Regions from separate parts of the Homo sapiens genome. Here regions 2 and 3 are each linked to region 1. The links are chromatin loops, found by intact Hi-C in ENCODE. Cell type or tissue: B cell. All regions are shown on one strand.

The links. Peaks named below come from ENCODE experiments on the same cell type or tissue, not always from the same donor. Only the 100,000 strongest peaks of a DNase experiment are listed, where the experiment ranks them.
Region 2: it touches region 1 in a loop (24-fold over the local background); 15 of 110 quality-filtered maps call a loop at or near these places.
Region 3: it touches region 1 in a loop (19-fold over the local background); 2 of 110 quality-filtered maps call a loop at or near these places.

The regions. Positions count from the first base shown.
Region 1 is chr4:89,106,303-89,114,302 of GRCh38, forward strand. TIGD2 (tigger transposable element derived 2) reads left to right here and starts at 5,231. Exons shown (of 2, transcript NM_145715.3): 1 at 5,231-5,581; 2 at 5,765-8,000. The coding sequence starts at 6,673. RefSeq lists enhancers at 4,739-4,848, 4,879-4,958 and a silencer at 5,039-5,488. In B cell, CTCF peaks have their summits at 4,952 and 5,152; a DNase peak (open chromatin) is centred at 5,039; H3K4me3 peaks cover 2,010 bases; H3K27ac peaks cover 1,256 bases; H3K27me3 peaks cover 419 bases.
Region 2 is chr4:88,519,709-88,527,708 of GRCh38, forward strand. It overlaps PYURF (PIGY upstream open reading frame), which reads right to left and starts at 4,068. Exons shown (of 2, transcript NM_032906.5): 1 at 3,790-4,068; 2 at 1,290-2,321. The coding sequence starts at 3,992. The coding sequence ends at 2,180. It overlaps PIGY (phosphatidylinositol glycan anchor biosynthesis class Y), which reads right to left and starts at 4,068. Exons shown (of 2, transcript NM_001042616.3): 1 at 3,790-4,068; 2 at 1,290-2,321. The coding sequence starts at 2,081. The coding sequence ends at 1,866. It overlaps PIGY-DT (PIGY divergent transcript), which reads left to right and starts at 4,102. Exons shown (of 2, transcript NR_134663.1): 1 at 4,102-4,224; 2 at 5,057-5,283. It also overlaps a transcript of HERC3 not described here and the pseudogene LOC100129137. RefSeq lists an enhancer at 3,366-3,425. In B cell, CTCF peaks have their summits at 6,716 (motif pointing right) and 6,916; DNase peaks (open chromatin) are centred at 3,253, 4,063 and 6,713; H3K4me3 peaks cover 2,031 bases; H3K27ac peaks cover 2,107 bases.
Region 3 is chr4:90,122,457-90,130,456 of GRCh38, forward strand. CCSER1 (coiled-coil serine rich protein 1) reads left to right here and starts at 4,938. Exons shown (of 11, transcript NM_001145065.2): 1 at 4,938-5,375. RefSeq lists silencers at 5,496-5,695, 5,806-6,055. In B cell, no CTCF peak of the experiment used is centred here; DNase peaks (open chromatin) are centred at 4,945, 5,595, 6,145 and 6,815; H3K4me3 peaks cover 3,200 bases; H3K27ac peaks cover 2,530 bases.

The DNA of each region.
Region 1 (8,000 bases):
ATAGATGATATTATGCTAACCTCTGATTCTCTTGCAGATTTAGAAGTGGCAGCACCTCTCTTGCAACAGTTGGCAGCATGCGGTTGGGCCGTCAATGAATCCCAGATCCCAGGGCCTGGATTGACTGCCAATTCTTAAGAGTTACCTATCTGGTTGGGTAAGACGAAAGCCATATCAGAGGCCGTCATAGACAAAATCCAGGCATATCCCTGGCCCACCACTGTAAGGCAGCTGCAGACTTTTATGGGCCTCCTGGGGTACTGGTGGGCATTTGTGCCCCATTTGGCTCAGATGATAAAACTGTTGTACCGGTTGACAAAAAAGGGGGCTACCCGGGATTGGGATAAGGAGGTTGAGACAGCCTTTCTGGCAGCCAAGCAGGCTATTCAGCAGCAAGTGTAGGCCCTAGAAGTGATTAACCAGGGGTGCCCATTTGAACTTGATGTGCATGTGACCACAGATGATTCTGGCTGGGGCCTATGTCAGCACATGGACTGCTTTAGAATGCCAGGAGGCTTTTGGTTCCAACTTTGGAAGGGAGCTGAGCTCCAGTATTCGTTGATAGAGAAGCAGTTAGCAGCTGCATATGCCGCCCTTCAGGCTTATGAGAGTGTGATGGGACGGACTACAGTCATCATGCAGATGACTTACCCAATAGTGGGGTGGATATGTTCATGGGTAATGACTCCCGGGACTGGGATGGCACAGACATCCACTTTAGCAAAGTGGGGTGTCTACTTAGAACAGCGGAGTCCTCTGAGTACAAGCCCCTTATTAGCAGAACTGCAAGAAGTCTTGGGACCTGTGTTCCTGATGCAATATAGGGCTATGGGTCAGCCTGAGGTACCCCTAAACCCTGAGCCATCACTGTTTAAAGAGGGGCACCCCACCCCATCCCCCATGGGGCATGATATATGGATGGACCCAACTGGGGTGCTACTGCTGCCTGGACCACTGTTGTGTGCGGTTCAGCTTAGTACTGACACCATATGGTTTGATACCGGGTGTAGACAAAGTAGTCAGTGGGCCAAACTCAGGACAATGTGAATGGTGATCACCAAAAAGGTGACACCTATGATAATCTGCACTGATAGCTGAGCAGTTTATTAAGGCTTAACCTTGTGGTTAACTACCTGGAAGTTACAGAATTGGCTAGCTGGTCACCGGACCATTTGGGGCGGGGCCATGTGGCAAGACCTATGGGAGAAAGGATGACCTCCTCCAACCAGTTATGGTGACAAGTGGTAATTTGTTGTTGCCTGCCTCAATGTCCCTAAAGGTAGGGGAACAAAAACCTGGTTTTGGCCATGGACCCTCCAAGCCACCCATTGCAGATGGATGGCCATCGTAGCCCCCTGGAGGGAGGGCTTGGGAATTTAATGTATGGCCTCTGATATGGTTTGGCTGTGTCCCCACCCAAATCTCAACTTGAATTGTATCTCTCAGAATTCCCATGTGTTGTGGGAGGAACCCAAGGAGAGGTAATTGTATCATGGGGGCCAGTCTTTCCTGTGCTATTCTCATAATAGTGAGTAAGTCTCATGAGATGGGCTTATCAGGGGTTTCTGCTTTTGCTTCTTCCCCATTTTCTCTTGCTGCCACCTATGTAAGAAGTGCCTTTCACCTCCTACCATGATTCTGAGGCTTCACCAGCCATGTGGAACCGTAAGTCCAATTAAACCTCTTTTTCTTCCCAGTCTCGGGTATGTCTTTATCAGCAGCATGAAAACAGACTAATACAGCCTCTGTGATTGACCATTTGTAGGGGAATGGCCAAGGAAGGAATCCTCCTCCAGGGCACATATGTACTGCTGCTGTGGCCTATAGGTCCAGGGTGCTGCCCTATGGACACATTTCTCCACTAAGAGGACTCCCTTGGCCTAGGGGATGGAGTGTAAGGGAAATAGCTGCACTGCAGACAAGAGTTGGCGGAGGCAAACATCTAGTGCTGCATGACACAGTGGGACTGGAGCGCAGGTGCACAATCCTGTGCATTACATAATCACAGTTATGTAACCACATTATGGGTGGGCTCATCAACTGGCTTTGAGCCACTATTGTCTGTGAGCAATATAACTGGACTGCTGACTCTGTAAGAGAGAGCTGGGCCACCTTGCAGGTGGCTGGGAGGGGAGTCAGGAAGCGGCAAGCACAATGGGGAACTCAGCTACAGGCGTGGGGGTGGCAGGAGCGGTGGAGCCAGCGCTGAGAGGCCGCAGTTGGAGCAGGTGGCCAAAACAAAGGCTGACACAGAGAGAGAGAGAGAGAGAGAGAGAGAGAGAGAGAGAGAGAGAGAGAGAGAGAATAAAGCTGTATCTCAACTGCTTATGGTCCCCCAAGTGTCCTTTCAACTACCCACCACCCGTCCACCAACTCCCCTCAGACCCCAGCTGGGCTTGGAACCTGACAACAACCTACTACTTGGAATTGGAATTTGAAGTTGGGGGGACACTCCAGGCAGATGGTATCAGAATTGAAATGAATTATAGGATACCCAGCTGTGTCCAGTGGAGAACTGCTTGGTGTGTGCTGTGTTGAGCATATAGTACATGAGAAAGAGTAAGGCAACTTTGCCTTAGGCACCCAACATTCTCATTTTTTTTTGAACCTACATTTTTAAGAAATAGGCTTTATTTTTTAGAATGGTTTTAGGTTCTAAAATTCCACAGAAGATAGGGAGATTTCCCACATACTCCCTGCCCCCACACATCCATAACCTCCCTATTATCAATATTGCCCACCAGAGTGGAACATCAGTTACAATTGATGAACCTGCCTTGAAACATTTTTATCACAGAGTCCATAGTTTCCATTAGGGTTCACTCTTGGTGTTGTACATTCCGTGCATCTGAACAAATGTTTAATGACATGTGCCCACCATTACAGTTGTACAGAGTAGTTTCACCACCTTAAGAATCTATTATTGGCCAGGCAGGATGGCACATGCCTGTAATCCCAGCACTTTGGAAGGCTAAGGTGGGAGGATGACTTGAGCCCAGGGGTTTGAGATCAGCTCTGGCAACATAGCAAGACCTCATCTCTACAAAAAATACAAAAATTACCTGGGCATGATGGCACGCACCTGTAGCCTACAGTCTCAGCTACTCGGGAGGCTGAGGCAGAAGGACTGCTTGAGCCTAGGTGGTTGAGGCTGCAGTGAGCCCAAGCCATGGTCGTACCACTGCACTCTAGCCTGGGCAACAGAGAGAAGCCCTGTCTCAAAAATACACATACATACACATACATATATTCTTATTATATATATATGTGTGTATATATACATATTCTTAACATTCTAAGTCCTCTCCCCCTTGTGCTGTAATATGTCTGCCACAACTAGCCACCCCTTCCCCCAACAAAAGGAGAAAGTTTGCCCAATAAAACTGTTTTGTGTAAAGACACAATTGCCTTGAGTAAAATCTTAGTAAAAGTCTACTAAATACAATTGCCTTGAGTCAAGCGGTGTTTTGAGAAAATCTAGAAATGTGGGCTGTATCCAGATTTGAACTTACACAAGGTGATAAAAAGGGAACAGCTATAAGACATAAAACAGCAAACTGGAGAATCCAGGAGGAACAGAGAAAAATGCAAATGGTATCTGGAAGAAAATTAAATCCTAGAGATACTGTGGAAAAGAGAGGAAGAGTAAGAGGCAGGATTCCTTTGTATTTAAATATCCTGGGACACAGCTACTCCAGCAGACTCGGGGGAGAGGCGGAAAGGCAGGCGGCTGACATCTGGTTACAGGCTGCCTCATTTCCACATGGGTGGCAGTCGGTAAAGTGCTGTTCTAGCAGTCTTTCACGCTCTTCACAGGTATCAGGGAAAATAAGAATATTTTGTAAAGTTATATAAAACTACCATGAAGTAAGTTATAATGTACCCAAAACAGGCAACCAGGACTTCCAGAAAGGGACTGGCTTGTTGGAAGCCAAATGGAAGGCAGGGAAGAGGGGAGGTCTAAAAGCAGGTATTCTCCAAAAGCCACTTACAACCTCACAACATAACTAGATCAAAGAATTTCTGTCATGCCAGATAGTGGAAGGCTGCTATGTTGAGAAAGGCAATTGAGCAGTTTTGGCGGCGGAGTCAAACAGAAGGCTTAGAATCAACATCTGTTTTCTACAGTATGCTCGCTTTGATTTCCATCTCCAAGTTTCTGAAATTCCAGAAACAGTATATGGCCTTGTCAAAGAAATGACGAATTACTATGTTACTTTGTGTTAACGAAAAGGTTACATTTATGTTCATATGGAAGAGATAATTCACTGAAGAATTTCCAATTTTTCAAACTGACACGCACACACAAGACGGAAAGGAAGGCAGCCTGACCGCGTTTCCCAGGAAACAGGTGGTGCAAGGTGGAGGTGCACCACTCTCTCCTCCAGGAAGGCGGTGACCCTTCCGCAGATGTCTCCGTTGGAAACAAATAAAGGGAGTATCAGTCAAAGCGCAATTCCCCGATTCCACTTGAGAAGCCCCGGGCGTCGAGGCACGGCAGGAAATTTACCACGACGCCTCCCACTGGCTCAAGGGTCTCCCAGGTGCTGTCGATTTTGCAAAGGGTCCGTCTCTACAGCGACTGTGACGAGTTTCGGAGCATCAGCACCGGGGAGCGCTGACCCGACACTCGGCTCTACCGCAGCCCGCCGCGCCTCGGCACCCTGGGCTTGTCCGGCTGGGTGTTGCCGAGCGAACGCCCCAGCTCCTGCCCGGAACCCACGTCCGCCGGCTCCTACCGTGCCTCATGATCCTCGCTCGGGCTAGCACTTTCCACGCGCGCTGACTCTGGGCTCCGACACCTGGACCGCCTCCGCAAGGCGGCGCGGCTGCTGTTTGTAAACACGCCCCACGTGCGCTCGCCCTGCCCCATTCGCAGCCCGCTCCCGGCACGCGAGGATCCTCCGCTTTCCCCCCAGCACTGGGGGGGTGAGATTTTAAAATTTCCCCCTAGGGAGAAAAGAGCCTCGTCGGCAGAGCCGGGCCACTGGGAAAAGCGCCAGGACAAGGCGAGCGTGTGCCTCCCCCTGCCGGCCAGGGAGGCACTGCGGCCCCGAAACGGCCAGGCGGTGAGTGGAACCCACGCAGCGCCTAGAGACGCACCCCTGCCGGGCCCCCGCCCCTCCCGCCCGCTCGCCGGAGTCCCCTCCCCCGGGCCGCGTGCGCTCACCCGCGCAGGCCCCGCCCCCTCGCCGGCACAACGTTCTGCGGGGGCGCGCGCGTGCTCTCTAATCCCCCGCCTTCCGGCTCCGGCGGCGACGCTCGTCCCTCTCCGCTCGTCCCTCGCCGCTGCCGGGCCACCAGTGCCAGCCTGCCTCAGGAGACTCCATTTGCGCTTAGTGTGGTCTGGGCGCCGCGCAGGCGGTCCCAGGGCGATGCCCGGGGCCGGCGGACTGGCGTTCCCTGTGCCAAGCGGCCGCCCGCTGGCTGGCTGGCTGCAGCAGTGACATCCTGGTCGCCGGCGTCCAGGCGGAATCCGGGCTCCCTCCGCGGGAGGAAAGACGTCCCGCGCTCTGAAGCTCGCCCAGCGGGGAGAGGCCCTCGCTAACACGGCTTCTCCCTGACCTCTTAATTTCAGGAGGTAGGCTCTTCAGGTCCCTCTCTCTGTCACCCCAGATTATGCCTGAAAGCATTATTTGTCGTATTTAGCTATCACATTGATAGGAGGCGTTAATTTTCTCAACATAGTTGCAGGATAAATGTGGATAATGCCACAGATCCTGATGTTGAATTGAAAGAAAATGTTTTTGGTATTTTCCTTTAGGTTTCGGAGCCTCCGAGTATCTCTACAGCCCCCACAGGAACTGCTTCTGTTGGTCCATCGAGGATCGTCTTTCACCAGGATTATTGTAACATCATCTTCACCGAGCCTGCCACCCCATAGCCTCTACCTTGGGTCCTCATTTCCACCGATGCAGTTTTTTTGATGCTTTCTTTAGTAATGTGACATCACATGTCCACTATCCTCCTTTCCAGCTGCCAAATCTAGTAGGTTTAAGTCGCTTTTAAAGTAGAGTTTTCTGCCTGTTCCACTTTCACCTTATTTGCACTGTTCACTTCTGTCCGGGTCATCTTCTCTTGCGTATGATTTCCACAAGCACTCACTTGCGCAACCTATAGCAGAGTCCGTGCCTAGAGAGACAGCATTCCATACAATCCACTGCTTGACAAAGACCACATAGTCAGAGGGTGAGTTTTCCCATTGTATTTTCCTGTATGTCAAGTTTGCAAGTCCTCTCTTGACTTAAACTGTTTACTCCCTAGCACATTTCCTAAAATACTTCCACCTGAGATTTAGTGGCTATTCTGGCAAAGAACATTACCTGCAAGGATGGCAAGAATTGAGTATGCAATAGTACTGTTTTAGAAGCCTTACCAGTACAGTTTCTAGCCTCTAGTGTGATTGCACTTCATGAAAGACCCTGAACCCTGAGGAGGAAGAAAGATAGAAGATAAGAGTTAATTGGCGCTAGGCTTTGTTGTAGGAAGTTTGTAAGTTTTAAAATAGCAAGTAGATTCACGTAGACCTTGTCAGGAAATTGGTCACTATCCATCTAGGCCCTAGAAGTGAGAGGAGGAATCTTACGAACTCATTTTCTAGTTGCTTTGTATTCAAATCTTAGTTGTTAATTATCTTGTTCTAGTAATCACCTAAAATATTAGACACTTAAAATGTTGGGGAAACGTAAGCGTGTGGTGTTGACAATTAAGGACAAGCTTGACATTATTAAGAAACTTGAGGAAGGCATCTCTTTCAAAAAACTTTCCGTGGTGTACGGAATTGGTGAATCCACAGTTCGTGATATTAAAAAGAACAAAGAAAGGATTATAAACTATGCAAACAGTTCAGATCCTACCAGTGGAGTATCCAAACGTAAATCTATGAAGTCATCAACATACGAGGAGCTTGATAGAGTTATGATAGAGTGGTTTAACCAACAGAAAACAGATGGGATTCCAGTGTCCGGAACGATTTGTGCAAAACAAGCCAAGTTCTTTTTTGATGCTTTGGGAATGGAAGGTGATTTTAATGCATCGTCAGGCTGGCTAACTCGATTTAAGCAGCGCCATGGTATTCCAAAGGCTGCTGGTAAAGGAACAAAATTAAAAGGAGATGAAACTGCTGCCAGAGAATTTTGTGGTAGCTTTCAGGAATTTGTTGAAAAAGAGAATCTACAACCAGAGCAAATTTATGGTGCTGATCAAACTGGATTGTTTTGGAAATGTCTACCATCAAGGACATTAACTCTTGAAACTGACCAAAGTACTTCTGGGTGTAGGTCAAGCAGAGAGAGAATCATCATTATGTGTTGCGCAAATGCCACAGGTTTACACAAACTTAATCTTTGTGTTGTGGGGAAGGCCAAAAAGCCCCGAGCATTCAAAGGCACTGACCTTTCAAACCTTCCTGTGACATATTACAGTCAAAAAGGTGCATGGATAGAACAGTCTGTTTTCAGACAGTGGTTTGAAAAGTACTTTGTGCCACAGGTACAGAAGCATTTGAAATCCAAGGGACTTTTAGAAAAAGCAGTGCTTCTTTTAGATTTCCCCCCAGCACGTCCAAATGAAGAAATGTTGAGTTCAGATGATGGCAGAATAATTGTGAAGTATTTGCCACCAAATGTCACAAGTCTGATTCAACCAATGAGCCAGGGAGTTCTAGCCACTGTAAAAAGATACTATCGAGCAGGACTTCTCCAGAAATACATGGATGAAGGAAATGACCCAAAAATATTTTGGAAGAACTTGACAGTGTTGGATGCAATTTATGAAGTGTCAAGAGCTTGGAACATGGTAAAATCAAGTACCATAACCAAAGCATGGAAAAAACTTTTCCCTGGCAATGAAGAGAATTCAGGTATGAACATTGATGAAGGAGCCATTTTAGCAGCTAATTTAGCAACAGTTTTACAGAACACAGAAGAATGTGAACATGTTGACATTGAGAATATTGATCAGTGGTTCGACTCTCGGAGCAGTGACTCAAGCTGTCAGGT
Region 2 (8,000 bases), 590 kb before region 1:
CAGGCATGGTGGCACATGACTGTAGTCCCAGCTACTTGGGAGGCTGAGGTGGGAGAATCACTTGAACTCAGGAGGTGGAGGCTGCCGTGAGCCATGATCGTACCATGCCACTGCACTCCAGCCTGGGCAACAGAGTAAGACCCTGTCTCAAAAAAAAAAAAAGGAGGGGATTGGGTGGTCACCTAGTCCAATCTTGAATAAGAATTAGAAACTAAGCATTTTGATTTCTCTGTTTTTCTTGTAAATAGAAAGGACCAAATAGCCCAAAATAAAGTGGCACATGGCTTGGTAGTTAAGACTGAAGCCAGATGGCTAGATGGTTTACATTTCCATCCAATTATTAGCTATGTTACCTTGGGTAAGTCACTTAATCTCTCTGTGCTTGTTTCCTTATCTGTAAAATGGTGCCAATATTACCTACTCTTTAGGGTTATACGATTGAAGACACAGCACTGTGTTTATAATTGTACCTGGTATATGTTTATACTGTAACAACTGATTGCTAAATAAATTCTATTAGTGAGGGGATGGTGTTAAATACTAAACCCCCCCAGGGCATTCTTGTCAGTGTTTCCTGAAATAGTAAAACACTCAACTTCCAAATGCTGAAATTGAAATTGACTTCTTGAGATATAGTATGTACTTGTTTTTCAGAATTGTTTCCTTTTCCCTGACTTGGTTAAGTGTGAGATTTAGGGTTAATTGAAAAGAACAACTCTTCAGGAAATACCTGGGAACCTGTAGTCTTTCAGGTTATCTGTATGTTGCCATAGGGTAATTTTAACATGTTGTTTGTACTACAGTATACCTTGAATTCAAAAGAAAACACATCTAACATGTTTTAATTTTTTGATGCAGAAGAATCACTGTTTAAGGTTTCTGTTAACATAAGATTCCAATAAAAATAAAGTTTGTATTCAGTTCTTAGGTTTCTTTGGGTTAACTACTGAAACACACTATATTTCAGAAGTATTGTACTATGCTTGATTAGTCTTGTTGAAAGTTCTAGAAAATCAGGGGCCATTAACGTGTCAATGCTCATGCCCTTAGTGGTGTTATTCGGCATCCTGGGAAAATAAACTGAAATGTGGCTCAAATATGGCTCTAAGCTCAACAGGGTACAATCCACTACTTGCAAGTCTTCCCACCCCTCACTTTCCCAGGAAATGATTCTGTTTTGGGTATTAAGTACCTCTCTAAACACAACTACATTTAGTGCAGTTTTACAACTTCCCTTAGTATCATTAACACTTCTGTGACCAAACAAACAAACGACTACTGCAAACTGGTTTATTTTTTATAGGAAAGTGTCAACATGTTTATTGCTAATATAAGCATTTAATGTCAAAGAAATGAAGGTAATTTTACAAACTCAGTTTTTGTAAGTACATGAAGTTTCTATTTGATTATGTGGTTTTATATCACATTCGTTCAAATGCATTTCTCTCCCTTAGAGGGACTATTCCAACATCACTCCTTTGGAATTATTTCAGTCATCCTTAACATGTGACTTTACCAAAGACCTTGAAGCTAAACAAACAAGCAAAACAAAATTTCAATGACTCTTAGATGAATGGAATAAGAAATAGTCATCACATGTCAATTAGGGATGTTCATCTCCAACCAAGACACTGTCAAAATGTTTCTTCTGATACAGCAGTTATAAGTCAGAGCCTTCAAAAAACAAGGGCAGAACAAGAGTACAATAAAAGAAGCATCTGCAACTTAAGCCTCCCACAGTCCTAAGCCTGATATGCGCAAAGCAAAGCCTCTTTCCCGCAAACTAAATTCCATCCATTTGAGCTTTCAGAGATCGATGCCCAAGAGCTATCATTAATATATACAGCATATTGACTCTAGTTGCATCAATTATGCCTGAAGAGTTTAATACCCATCCAAGTCCAAAGGTGGAAGAATACATACACTGGTATGGTAATAGGCAAGAGCAGGCTGTAAAAGCAAAGGCTGGCTGTGCTAGTGCAGCCCTGTGGGAAGTTTTCTTCCACAGAGGCTGAGTAGAACAGTCCTGCTAAAGAAACCAGTGGAATAAGAACAGTCAACGTAGGAAGAGACAGAAACATTCTTCTCTTCCACTTATTACCTGCCACTGTGTTTTAAAAGGTATATGGTATTAAGAAAAGTTGGCTGTTGCGTTTTTTTAATTTTTTTAAATTATGAACTAGCGCTGCTCCACTTCTTCTTGCTTCTTACTTTGACGTGTCATCCTAGCTGCCTGTGGTATCATATTAGGGATCCCATCAATGATTGGATAAGCTATTCCCAACTCTTCATTAATCAATTCGTTTGTTGATGCTTCATATCTGAGGTGGAAAAAAAAAGAACAAAATGAGTTGTGGGAAAATAAAATGCTTGAAGAGCCTGATTTTCAACAAATACCACCATTTATCCAATTTTTGGTACGGAGTTAATCCCAGAATAGTCTTCTTTAATTCTAAAAGCAACAATAGCCAATTCAACCTTTTATCTTAGAAAAATTCTCTTACAATCTATAATTATTCCCATTTTAGTAGTTTCTCTCATATTCTCTTTTTCACCTTATTCACAAGTTATTCCTTAATTTTTTTTCATACTAGTCAGAAAAGATCCCCCTCTCTTATCCAAATATTCCTTCATTACTTTGGTCAACCCCCAAACCATCCCTGTTAATTTACTACTGGAATAAACACTAGAGAAAAATCAACTTCTTCATTTTAGAATAAATGCTAAGTAGAGAAACTTAACTAATCCATTAGAAGGAAATCACTGGAAAAGGTGAGAGGGCAGAAATGAAGAAACTTTCGAAAGCACTAAGTCTGCAGTGAGCTAGTTATAAACGTAAATCAAATGATAATTTCAAGGTTCGAGAAAATTGAATAATATGTTTATTACGGGAAAAAGAAATACGAAAAATTGCTAGCAATCTACCATTCAAAGATAACCACTGATAACATTTTGGTGTTTATGCGATTTGTAATACTAGCGTTAGTGTTGTCAATATTCAATTTTGGTAGCTTGGAAACTGTAGAGCTGTCTTCCCAAAAACTAGTTAAAGAGGCTTCTACGAAACCTGCTAGGCCACAACTAAGAGCCACTGGGCAGCAAACACAGCTGAATTGCTTAAGATTGTCAGGCACCAGTTGTACAAGACACTTTCACAAGAATCTGGAGGGTACAACAATACTTTTCATTATCTTGGCTTAAAAACCGGAAGGCTTCGGACTTGTCCTGAATCGCAGTGGTTCATAAACCTGGTGGTACATTAGAAATCATTTAGGGACCGTTTAAGAACACAGATAAGCTGGGCGTGGGGGCGGCGCCTGTCTCTCGACTCCTGAGGAGGCTGAGGCGGGAGTTCTAGGCCAGTCTGGGCAACGTAGGGGGCACCCTGTCTCTTAAAAGGAAAAAAAAAAAGGAAAAGAAAATACAAATGTTCAGGTCCCATCCCGCGAGCATTCCAAGTCTGCCCGTCTTGGGGGCTGTCGGGGAATCGGCATTTTTAAAACGGTCCCCGGGTGATTGCAATGCGCAGCCGGTCGCGAACCCTAAAACGCTTCGAGCCATTCCCGCAGGCTGGCGTTGCGTTCTGGGAGATGTGGGACGCAGCTCCCCTGGCCTCCGGTCTCCCCCGTCCTGCCCGCTGTGCGCCCGGCGAGGACAGAGTCCAGAATGTGGCAGCGGAGAGTACCTGACCGACCTACAAGGCCCCAGTGGCTGCAAGAGGCCGCGGTCCACCGCTCCCTTTCCGCCCACCGGGAGGCTGCAAAGGAAGGGCCAAGGCCAGCGAGTTACCTGAGCGGCTTCTTGGAGAGCGGGCACACCAGGAACTCCAGCAGCGCCGGATCGAAGTCGCGGGGCGGCTCCTCAGTCTTCTTGCCCCGGTCGGCCAAAGGCCGCGACCCCGACGCGTGCAGGCACCTACGGGCGACCGCGGACGGCGGCGCGCGCGTTCCCCGCAGCGCTGAGGCGAGCCTGCAGCGTGCTCCACTCAGCATGGTCTGGCAGCCGGAGACCAGGCCTCACCGCAGCCTCGCCACCCGTGGCCGAGCTCCCGGCTTCCCGTTCGTCCAGGCCAGCCGGGCAGGCCCCGCCCCCTGGTCCTCCAGGAAACGCTGCCGAGGAGTAGGCGGGGCGGGCGCTTTGGTTCCGAGGGTGCTTCTGCTCCGACTGCTTTTCCCACGGGCGTCATCTATAGTCCGGAGGACAGCCCCAGGGCAGAGGCCTCTGGTGAGTGCCCCGCCGCCTTACCAGACTACAAACTAAACCAGTGTTTAAGTCAAGGTGTCTGGGTTTTCACCGGGGCCTGTCCAAGGATGCTAGGAAGCCAGTGGCCAGGCCTCAGAGTTGTAGGGAGTTAGGCTTGGACCTACGTGGTTACCTCCAAGTGAAGTTTCAAACACACTGTTATGTATTGTACCGAATGTATTGTCATGGATGTATTGAAAGCGCTCATTTGTTTCATGTACATCTTTACTATACCATTAGTTTCTGTAACCTTGTTTGGCTTTTTTCTCTCTCATTAAAAAAAGTGAGAACCTGGAAGGAAGGGCCTAGGCCTCTGACCCTCCAAAATATATAAATTCTTCCTGCCTGAGACCCAGTCATTGTGAAGTATTTGCGTAATAAAGCACAGCTAATTTACTTCTATAAATGAGCTTGGAGGCCGCAAGGGGCCTAAATAGCTGTGTAACAGGCAGATGTGATCTGCCTGTTAAAGATCCATTCAATGAGTGGGTGATCCATTCAGTGAATTTGTATCCCAGGTTTGCTTCCCACTCTCCAAGAAAGTGACCATGTTAGATCTCTTTCTTACAGTGTAGTAGATGGGAACTTGGGCTCTGGGGCCTGACAGCTTGGTTCCCTGTCCACAATTAGTAGCTGGATGACTTTGGCAAATGACTTAACTGCTCATTTTCCTTATCTGTATAAGACTAATAATTGTACCTACCTTGTAGGTAGGGCATAAATGTGATTGTGCATTCGAAGAACATTTAGAAAAGTGCCTGGCACAAATTAATGCTCCATTAATGTTGTCTATTTTTATTTTTAGTTCATCTAGTTTTTCCATGTCCGAAGACTCAAAGATTCTCATTAGTCATCCATTTTTTCCCTCCGTTCTGCTGAATATCAACCTGAACTTTTTTTTTGCATCACTGGGCATTATCATTTCACACTTTGAGTTCCTGGAGCTGGAAGTACAGAATCCAAAAATATGTTTATATTTTCAAATTTCTCTTCCACTCCAATGTAAAAATAAACTGACAAATGTTTATATGTTCATCCTAATTTTTTGTTTGTTTTTTGGGCCATCCTGTTTTTTTTAAAAAAAACAGTTTATTTTTTGATGTTCTTTGTTCACTAATGCTCAGAAGATTTTCTAAGGTTAATGTAGTTTATAGGATACCAAAAAGGAAACACTTCTACTGGATAGATATTTAAGAGATAATGAAAGTCTCTGGTTGCCTCACCTTCCTTCCCTCACAAAGCAATCTTTCACAGTCATAACTTTCCGTTATTAGAGTTACTAACGGACTAGAGAATAGGGCAGTTATCGGGACATACCCTCAAGGGAAACTACTGTAAAGTTCCTATGTCACCTTCACACTATTTCCGACTAGGGCAGTAGCAGGAATTAATTTTTCAGTTGAAGTCAGTTGATACTTTGGGCTCAAGGGAAGGGGTGAGCTGTAGGAAAGATAAGTTTCTGCTTAAGGAGAAACAGCGCTTGACTTCTGCAAGCGCTGAGTGGGCCCAACCCTTGGCGCTTGTTGGGTAGGGGAAGGCACCCATGCTTAAGCCTCAGCTAGCTTGGCTGACAGATCTCTATCAACTGGGTTTTCTAACCAGTTATAAATAAATTAGTTTCAGTTTGCCTCCACATAGAGGGTTTGAGGCAGTTCAGTTTACTTTATTTAGGGGAAGAATAGAGAGTAACAGCAAAGTATTGAAAACATCCTCAAATTTATAACACCAGAAATCAACAACCAATATTTAAGGAACATATGAATGTATGACTATCACCATGTGTGTATTAAGTTGCAACATATCAAAGCAATATGTCCCTAAATAGCCCTTAGTAATGAAGAAATACAATTCATTTCTGCCTGTAGTATACTAAGCTAAATGTAGATGATAGGATAGGATCATGGGACTGGAACTGGTCTTTTAAAAGTTAGTCCCTTTTCACTATTCACATGACTGACCTTTCGTGTCACATAGGCCTGTGCACAATAACCTGATGGTTTCTGGGCTCAGATACAATATAGCTGTGTGATCTTGGAGAAGCTACTTAAGTTCTCACCCTCAACCTTCTCACTTGTGAAATACAATAATAATAGTATGTAACTTACAGTGTTTGAACAGACTAAATAAAACAATTCAAGTAAAACAGCACAGGGGCTAACACATTTAAAGAATGTTTAGCAATAAAATTATTTATTATGGTGAAACTAGTAAACATTCTGATGGAAAGGGAAAGCACAAGGTACTTCTGGGACACTCTTTTTAACTGAAATGGAATTTTTCTAATTTCCAATATGGATACTATTGAAACACAATTCTTGGATTATCACACACATGAAGTTAGAAATCTCTAGGCAGAAGAGGGGCTGGACTATGTATTTTAACAGAGCCTGTCAATTCCAAATTTGGGGGCATTGAAATTTGTGAACCTGCAATCCAAAGAAATGAGTCAAAATAAATTTTCCACTAGATGGCATCATTTAGTATTTGAACTAACATTTATCTCTGCTTGATCTTTTCTTTCTGTGATTACAAAGACTTACTTTCATTTTGCCAATTGTTTCTTAGTTTGACAACACTTATTTTTTATTTTTATTTTATTTTCTTGAGACAGATTCTCTCTGTGTCATCCAGGCTGGAGTACAGTGGTGCAGTCGTGACTCACTGCAGCCTTGACCTCCCAGACTCAAGCAATCCTGGCATGTCAGCCTCCAGGTAGCTGGGAATACAGGTGCATGCCACCACACCCAGCTAATTTTTGTATTTTTTGTAGAGATGGTGTTTCATGTTGCCCAGGCTGGTCTGGAACTCCTGAGCTCAAGCAGTCCACCCACCTTGGCCTCCCAAAGTGCTAGGATTACAGGCATAAGCCACTGTGCCCAGCCCAACATTTATTTTAAAAACAAAAATCATAAAAGTCCTATTAATAAATTTTAATGATGAGTTTATTAAAATCAAGTTTCCAATAGATAAATGGACAAAATATTTGAAAAGAAAAATTCGCAAAAAAGAAAATACAGTTGGTCAATAAACATATTAAAAAATTATCCTCAATAGTAAAGTAGTAATGCTAGTTTCAAACATCAAAGGAGTTTTGAAATAACTCTAGACATGAATGTTACCAGCCTTGTTTTGGCCATCTGAAGGATAATCACAAATTCTGTCTGAAGGGCTGAGGACTAGTGCCTGCAAAAGGACCAGAATATCCCAGCATGGGCACAAGTAGCTTGAAATTATGGAAGTATGTCCTGTCTTTCTTTCTTTTCTTTCTTTCTTTCTTACTCTCTCTCACTTTCTCTCTTTCTTTCTTTTTTTTTTTTTTGAGACAGGATCTTGCTCTATCTCCCAGGCTGGAGTGCAGTGGCTCCATCATAGCTGACTGCAGCCTTCACCTTCTGAGCTCAAACAATCCTCCCACCTCAGCTTCCTGAGTAGCTGGGACCATAGGCACACACATGCACCACCACACCTGGCTAATTTCTAAAATTTTTTTTGTAAAGTCAGGGTCTCACTATGTTGCCCAGGCTGGTCTTGAACTCCTGGGCTCAAGTGATCCTCCCGCCTCAGCCTCCCAAAGTCCTGGGATTACAGGCGTGAGCTACCACGCACAGCCCAACTTGCTCTTTTGGTTCTGTGGCTGCTGCAGTTATGGGGATGTACCCGCTGATCCACAACAGTTTGGGAGTGCTCTTCCATAAGCTCCCCTCCCTCATGCCGGGCAATGTGCTTGTCATCGTGGTCTCCATTATCACGGTGGTTGC
Region 3 (8,000 bases), 1.0 Mb after region 1:
AGTTTTAAATTGTGTGCCATTTTGAGTAATGTGATAAAATCTCAGTCCTTCCCACTCCATACGCCGGGACGTGAGTCATCCCTTTGTCCAGCATAGCCAGCTGTACATACTACCTGCTTGTTAGTCATTTAGTAGCCCTCTTGGTTATCAGAGCGCACACGCACACACACACACACACACAAATATATATGTGTGTGTGTATGTATGTGTATATATAAATGTTTTTATTCCGTGTGTGTGTGTATGTGTGTGATATTATCTATGGTTTCAGACATTCACTGGGAGTCTTTGAACATATCCCCCAAGGATAAAAGAGAACTACTGTATTCAAACATAAAAAAGTATTCCATGTGAAAGCATGAAATCCTAAAGTTATTTTCCCAAAGACCTCATTAGTTATATTTGGAAATAGAAAAGTGGCTCATGCCTTTAATCCCAGCACTTTGGGAGGCTGAGTGTGGAGGATCCCTTGAGCCCAGGAGTTCGAGACCAGCCTGGGCAACATGGTGAGACTCTGTTTCCAAAAAAACAATTAATTAATTAAAAAAATAAAGAGAAACAAAGATGTGAAAATGATATAAAAGTTTCTAATGGTGAATCTGTTTACAAAATTTTTTGTTTTATGTTAATAAACATTATTTTAACTCAGTTTTCCTCCCTTAATAAACAGAGAGGCTTAAATTCAGAGAACATTAATGTTAGCTCTTGCCTCCTTTCACTACATTTCACCACTTAAATGTGAAAAATGCATTTCCTAGTTTTTGTCATTTATATAAAGCTACTCTTATATTGTGAAATTCTGGGCTCATGGCGTTATGTAAAATGGAAATCATTTTTATTTTGACAAATCTATACACTATTCGAAATTTTTTCAGCTCCCTAAACTGGGTAGTCTTCCTGGAAATTCAAGATTACTTCAGTTGCTGGGTAAGAGATGCCTCTCCATGTCCTCTATTATCCATCCTCTTAGCCCACAAAATGGGCTTAGAATTACATCATTTGGTAAATCCGGGACATGATAGCCAAGATACAAGGATAGTGGCTTACATTCACCTTTATAGTCTTGCTCCCAAGTATGTCCTACAGCATGAATCCTAGGTGTCTTGTGGAGTTTCCAGACCAAAGACAGCTCATGCAGTGAGTGCTTTGACCCAGTCACCTGAGTTTAGCTTCTGCCTAGATTTCCACATGAATAGATCTTGCTGTCCTGCCACTGGGCAGAATTTCCACAGCAAAAAGACAATTTACCAAGTATAGTCACCACTATCAGATATCTGAAGAATAATTTTATTTAAAGTCTTGTCTACTGTGCCTTGTCTACCTGGAAACTTGCCCAGCTAAGAGTTTTCTACATTAAGATTGAGTTTTTCTGTGCTCTCTGGACCTAGAACTGCAGCTGAGTCCATCTGCACATCTCCTATCTCACACTTTCTCATCAGTCCTTGTCTTGAACTAAGTGCCAGTTTTAGCCTTGATGTCAATTAACTAGTCCTGTCGCTCTAAGGTACTAATGATGCCACTTTCATATTACAAAAGTCATCACAGAAGGATAATTTACTTCTTAGTAATATGAAAGAAATCCAGAATGCTAATAACATATGCGTAATATTTTCTTGAATTTTTGTATTCCATTAGGCTAAAACAACTAGGGGAAATGGTCTTCATATATTTTTTCATAATGATTGGCTAATCACGATAGAGTATAAAGTAAATCAAAGAAACATAAAATAGCTTGGAAAGAACAAAAGAAATGCAATTTAAAAATGTTTAATGACACTCCACCTACAAACATTGTTTTACAAATGTATTAAAGTTAATTCTCTTTCTAAAATGTCTTAGACTAGTAATAGGGTTGGGGAAAAAAATCTCCCTTTCCTTCCCTGGGCTATAATTTTACTTTTTAGGTATGACTACTGAGGAATTTCTAATTTGGCTCATCACTTCAGTGGGAATTCAGTGCACATAAGGGGCACATATGTAATTGGCAACCTAATTTTTCTGCTTTCATCAAATGGTGCAATGCCAAATCTTCATTGAACTTGCCAGTTAAATGCACTTGGGAACCAAACAGCAGCAAGCATACATGAGATTAAAATGAACAAATTGGAAAGAGTCATTAACTTTTTCTGTTTTCCTATCACAACAAAAATTGTATCATTGAAAGTGTTGCAAAGTGGGGAATTCTACTTGAAACATTAAACAATCTTAAAAGAGAATAATTCATTTACTTAACTTCTAAAATGTGGTTCATTATAATTTATAAATGGGGTTTCTAGTGCAGATTTTTTTCAACAAAAATACAAAATCATTAAAATGAATAAACTTTTCAGGAGTATGTTTTAAGTTATATGTTTCACATGTCTTTCTGGTCTAGTGCATATAAATTCTAGCCTTTATTTGGAAAGAAAAATTGTCAGAAAATTAAGCAAGAAATGTTGGCTTCCTGTAATACCGTAATGAATAAAGGCAATTGACAGCTTTTCATGGTTCTCAGTAATTATGAATGGAACTGAGAGTGTAAAAATTACTATCATTTGTGGTTACCAAAAATGCCCTTGAAATATCTGGTCTAATATATAATTTTGAAGTATGCAATATACAGTCATAATCAAATTATTGTTATTAATGACAATTAAATAGAGAACCAGGACACTGAAAACACCACAAACTTGCTGAATATGATTGAGTATCATCCCTTTAGGAGGACATAACCTTTTAAAATGTCTGTTTACGGCTCTCAAACCACCTATGTATTCACTAGATGCAAATGTTCAGTAATATCTCCTCTACAAAATTTCGTTTTACAATGACACCAGGTTTCTTTCAGAAAGGACTGTGTAGGAAAGTTTTCTTTTTCCATTTATGAGTTCAAGTATGTTAAGACTTTTTAAATTGTTGACCAGCCCTAAAAAACATTAACATTTCATAAATCGCTCTTGCATTGTAAAAAGAAGGAGGGAGGTAGAAGAAAAATGCCAAAGGATTGTAGGTCAGCTTATTTCATAAACAAAAGCTCTAAGGAAAGTCCTGAGATTTTTAAGTAAGCCAGGCCTTCTGAATGGGACATGATATGGACAGTAGAATAAGACAGATTGAGTTCCATTGACATTATTTATTCTTTGTATGATCTTAGGTTATCTACACACACTTTCAAAATTTAACTTTCTTGGTCTGTAAAATTGAGGAAATAATAATAGCTGTCCCATAGGGCACACTATCAATCCCAATATGCTTTGTTAGTCCATTCATTTTTCCAGTGCTTAATCAAAGAAGCTTTAATGGCCTATATACTTATATTATTGATATATTCACGCACCTGTCCCAACTTGCTGTCCTTTCCAATATCACTTTGTTTTTATCACACTCCTTAATATCACTTCTTTGTTAGGTCTTGATCACATGCTTAAATCATTTTTAATGTTTGCTAAACTCTGTATGAGAGATTGAAGAATTACGAGACAGGAACATCAATGTGAAAGGGTAAAATATGTGGAGAATATATAAGGTGCCAGCATATGACAAAACCCTAAAGATGTACGATGGTCACAAGCCATGGAAGAAGATAGGACAACTGAATTGTCAACCTTGCCGCCTCCTCCGTAGCCTCCTAAATCTTATCTTCCTTTTGTCTAATTTATGAAAAATGTTTCCTATAATTGTCTCCCAAAAGCAGAGTTGTCCCCATGCTGTAATATACATTGACCACTCAGATTCATTTAAAAAATACATCTTGCTTTTATTCCCAATATAACCACATTTCAGAAGTTAGATCATAGCCAGTTAGATTACACAGAGCGTGCGCACGCGCACGCGCACACACAAACACACCTTGAAAAAACTGTAGATCACTTGATTTCTGGAAGTTTTTCTCAATACCTCAGTGCACCTGATCACAACATCTTGTAATCTGGGCAGAAGGTAAGGGAGGTGATGTTAGGCGTACAAACTTAATATTGGGGATGCATTTTCTACCTAGAAATGGTCCTACATTCTACCAGAATGGGTTAAAAACAGATGCGCGCGCGCACACACACACACACACACACACAGAATTAAATGCACTACATTTGCTGTATTGCCTGCTAAAGGCATAAATATACTGGAGTGGAGATAAAGAAGGGGATGGATGGGAAAGAGTTCAGTACTTAGTGTAAACCTGAAAGGAAATGAGGCAGTGCAAGGGGAGAGAGGATCAGGGGAAAATAAATTATGTAGGCAACAGAACCATGCATCAAAAGTCTTTTCGATTTCTAAACTGGCAAATTTTCTCCAGGGGACCATCAGTCAAATGATGTCAAATTGAGCTGATTCTCTTGTAATGCCTGTATTGTGTAGGGCCTTCCTTGTAGGAACACAAGTTCCACTCTCGGACACAGTCGCAGTGCTTGCATTATCTTACAGAATTGATTGCTGCAAATGGTTCCTGGGAGGTGTGACCTGCTTAAAGGAAAGAAGCTAGGTTTCTTTTCTTGTTACTGAGGAATGAAGACACTTGTCAGGATGTGAATTGTGTGGGTGAGAAGGAAAAGCGGCGAAAGAATCTGGTAATTCCTTCCCTTACAGGAGGAAGAGAAAAAAGATAACATCGGAACCTTGGAGAGGAGAAATACAGTGCATTTATTTCCAGCATCCCCGCAGTCACTTCACGTCTCTTCAGACTTCCCCTATTCTTTAGTCTTGACCTGCCTATGCACTTGAACTCCACATAAGCACTAGGATGGACTGGGGGAAAAGGCCAGGTCAGCACGGTGGGATACTGCTTCCCCTAAAATGAAAACTCAGCAGCGGGCCAGCAGTGGGTGTGCGCGCGTCGATGCCAGAGGATGCGTGCGTGGAATCCGGCGGACGCAGTGGGCCGGGCACCGCCCTCCAAGCCGCCCCGCCCAGCCCACCACACTCCTCCTTGTATAAAGGCCGCGCTTGGGCCCGCCCTCCTCACAGCCCCGGAGCGCGGCCTGCCGGGGAGGTGGATCTCGCGCTCCCCACACAGTCACACTCCGCGCACTCACACACTTGGAAGCGCCTCCCCACGTCCCTCCCCTGCCCTCCTCTTGCTCTGCTCTTCTCTCCCTCACCACAAATAGTCGCCGACCTACTGCCAATCCGCCTCTCCTCTCTCTCTCTCTCTGTCTCAACATGACTGACTGGGAAGCGGTGGCTCGGGCAGAGCAGCTCCGCTGGCGCAGGCAGGAGGAGCAGGAGGATTATTAAATAACGCAGCTGGACTCTGTGCAACTGGGAGTGGAGAGGAGCCCAACAGCCGAGAAGGGGAGGGAGGGCAGAGGAGGGGGACCAGGAAGGACACCCCCGTGCCCCGAAGACATAAATCCCTGAGTGCCCGGGAGGAGCCTTAACAAGCGCACGGAGCCCTCAAGGTAGTAACGCCCCTGGTGCCTCAGCGCTCAGCGGGTCGCGCGTCGCGTCGCCGCTTTGCGGGGCCGGCCGCAGGCGGACGCGGGGATGACCGCTCGGCAGGTGACCGCGCCGTGTCGGGGCCGCCTGCGAGCAGCGCGCGCCCAGGCCCGGCGTGCTCGGCGCAGAGACCTGGCCTTGCGGGCGGGGTGGGAAGGAGGCGGGCGGGCTCGCTCACCACCGGCCCGCGACTCCCAGTGCGCCGCGTGGCCATTTCCTCCACGCTGCTGCGTGGTTTGCTGCCTGCGGCCGCGGCGGCCGCTCCAGGGCGATGCGGAGCGCTGGCCAAGGCGGCGAGAGTTGGCGCAGGCTTCGGGTCGCTCCCCTTCCTCGCCACTCGCGTCCCGCAGGTAGAGGCGACCGGTCAGCGCTGGCGCCCCGGGCTGCGGGTGCTGAGGCGGGGACGGCGGCGAAGAGGGGGAAGGGGAGGAGGGGGCGGGGAGCCAGGGGCTCCCGGAGGAACCGCAGTGCGGGGCCGGGACCACCTCTTGCCTCCGCCTGCTTGTCCTCTGGCGCCAGTTTCCTGGATTGGAAGCAAGACCCTGCCCAGAGGCAGCAGTAACGGCAGCGACTTAGATTGAACCACTTGCTTTGTGGTGGAGCGTCAAGGGCCCCAGGTTGTGTGCGTGTGTGTGTGTGTGTGTGTGTGCGCGCGCGCGCGCGCTCTGGACTAACCAGTGGGTTGGTTCACCTGAGCAGAAAGTCAGCCGTAAGCTGAAACCGCATGTGGCCCCCTGGCCCCTTCGACTTTTGGCTTGTGTCCCAGGGACTCGTACACACGGTGCCAGCAAGGGGTAAGGGTGACGGAGGGATTTGTGAATGGTGCTTCTGCGTGCGTGGAGGCTGAGCCTTGCTGATGTAAAGGAGGAGGTATCCAGAGTGAGAAGAAAGGCTATTTATGGCAAAGAGTTGTGAAATTTCTTGGGGTTTCCTTTTAGTGTATCCTGAACTGCTCTCTTTCTCTCTCTCTCTCTCTCCTCTCCCTGCCTCAGAATTAGAAGCAATTATGCTTCCCCTTCCTCTCGTGGGACATGGAATATGAAATGAAGTAAAAAAAAAACTCATATTTTTACAGGTAGAAAAAAATACTTCTTAGAAGTTACAGATTCTTTGCCCTTTAATGTTTTTATGTCCTCTTCTCCACCCCTCTTACCTTTTCAGGCAGTCAGTAGGACTTACAAGTCAGAAAATACCTACTTGGTTTCAACAGCTTTCATTTCTGAAATCTTTACAGTTGAATACCTTCCTATTGAAATGTAACACACATCCTCCCTTCTCTGCCCCTCAAGGACTATTAAAAATAATGTGTACACGTTTAAAGTAAAGCTGGTTTTATTAACAGCCTTAGGGAAAACGGATAAGAGGACACCTAGGTGGGGGTCAGTTATCACTGGTTCCTTCAAAACTGGTTATTAAGGGAAGACCTAAAATACTGGTAATCTAGGCTATAATATAATTTGTCTTGGTTTCTCTTTCTGTTTGCTTTATAACAGGTACATGTTCCAGATACGTAACTTGAAACTTAAAGATGCCTTGGGACAGTGCCTGTCACGGTGCTTATAAAATGAATGTTTTCTCTTAAAAGTAGCAACCTGTACTTTTATAGAACTGTGACTGGGTTTAGTAGTAGGACAGTATCCTTAATATTGCAAACTGAAATGTCTCTAAAAGCCTGCCAAGACAATGTTTTTCAAATATTGAAATTCCATGTTGTAACCACACTTTCAATAGTTTCACAGAGAAAAAAGAGAAGTTGGTCAACCTATTGTCAGAGTGATTTGTCTTCATTTAAATTAATTAGTTATTTTGATCAAAACAAACCAACTGTTGTTTGTATTGTTTTATTGCTTTCCTAAACAGTCCTGTTCTTTGAAAAACAAAGCAGAGTTAAGGATTTGATATTTTGATTTTGTTAGATTTATATTACTTTGAAATACATTTTCAACACGGAAGCATGTGCAGCTTTAAATATTAGGTTAGAACTCAGATGGAGAACCCCATTCGGAGGGTTATTACCTCAACTATCCCAAACTATTTGAACATAGATATAATAGGGAATTAAAAAATGTAATTGATGAACTGTATTATTGCAATCATTAAAAGTCCTATTTATGAGTATTTTGTTTTTTGACAGTTAAGAGAATCAGCAACTGTTTATTATTTTAAAGATACATTATTTATACCATAGAATGTTAATTTAGATAAAACAAAGTAGAAAATGAAAAATTTGTTATATTTTTACAGTAATAGTTATTCAACCCTTTATTGCATTTTATTACTCATCATAATGCTCATAATAAAGGGCCTAACGTTTGCAAAGTACTACTGTCTAGGCATTGGGGAGGAACGGGAGATTCCTTGTTCCCTGTCTTTCAGGAACTTACTTGCCATGTGGGAGGAATCTGATGCTCATGCTTGAGCGTAGAGTTAACAACCCGTAACAATAAGAGATTACATGTCTAATGAGTACTACAGGAGTTCAGAACATGACAATAACATTTCATACTGGATTTTGTTTGAGAATGCTTCGGGGGTGGGTAAGACTTGCTTGATCTTGATGTTAAAGGATAAGCAGGATTAGTACATTG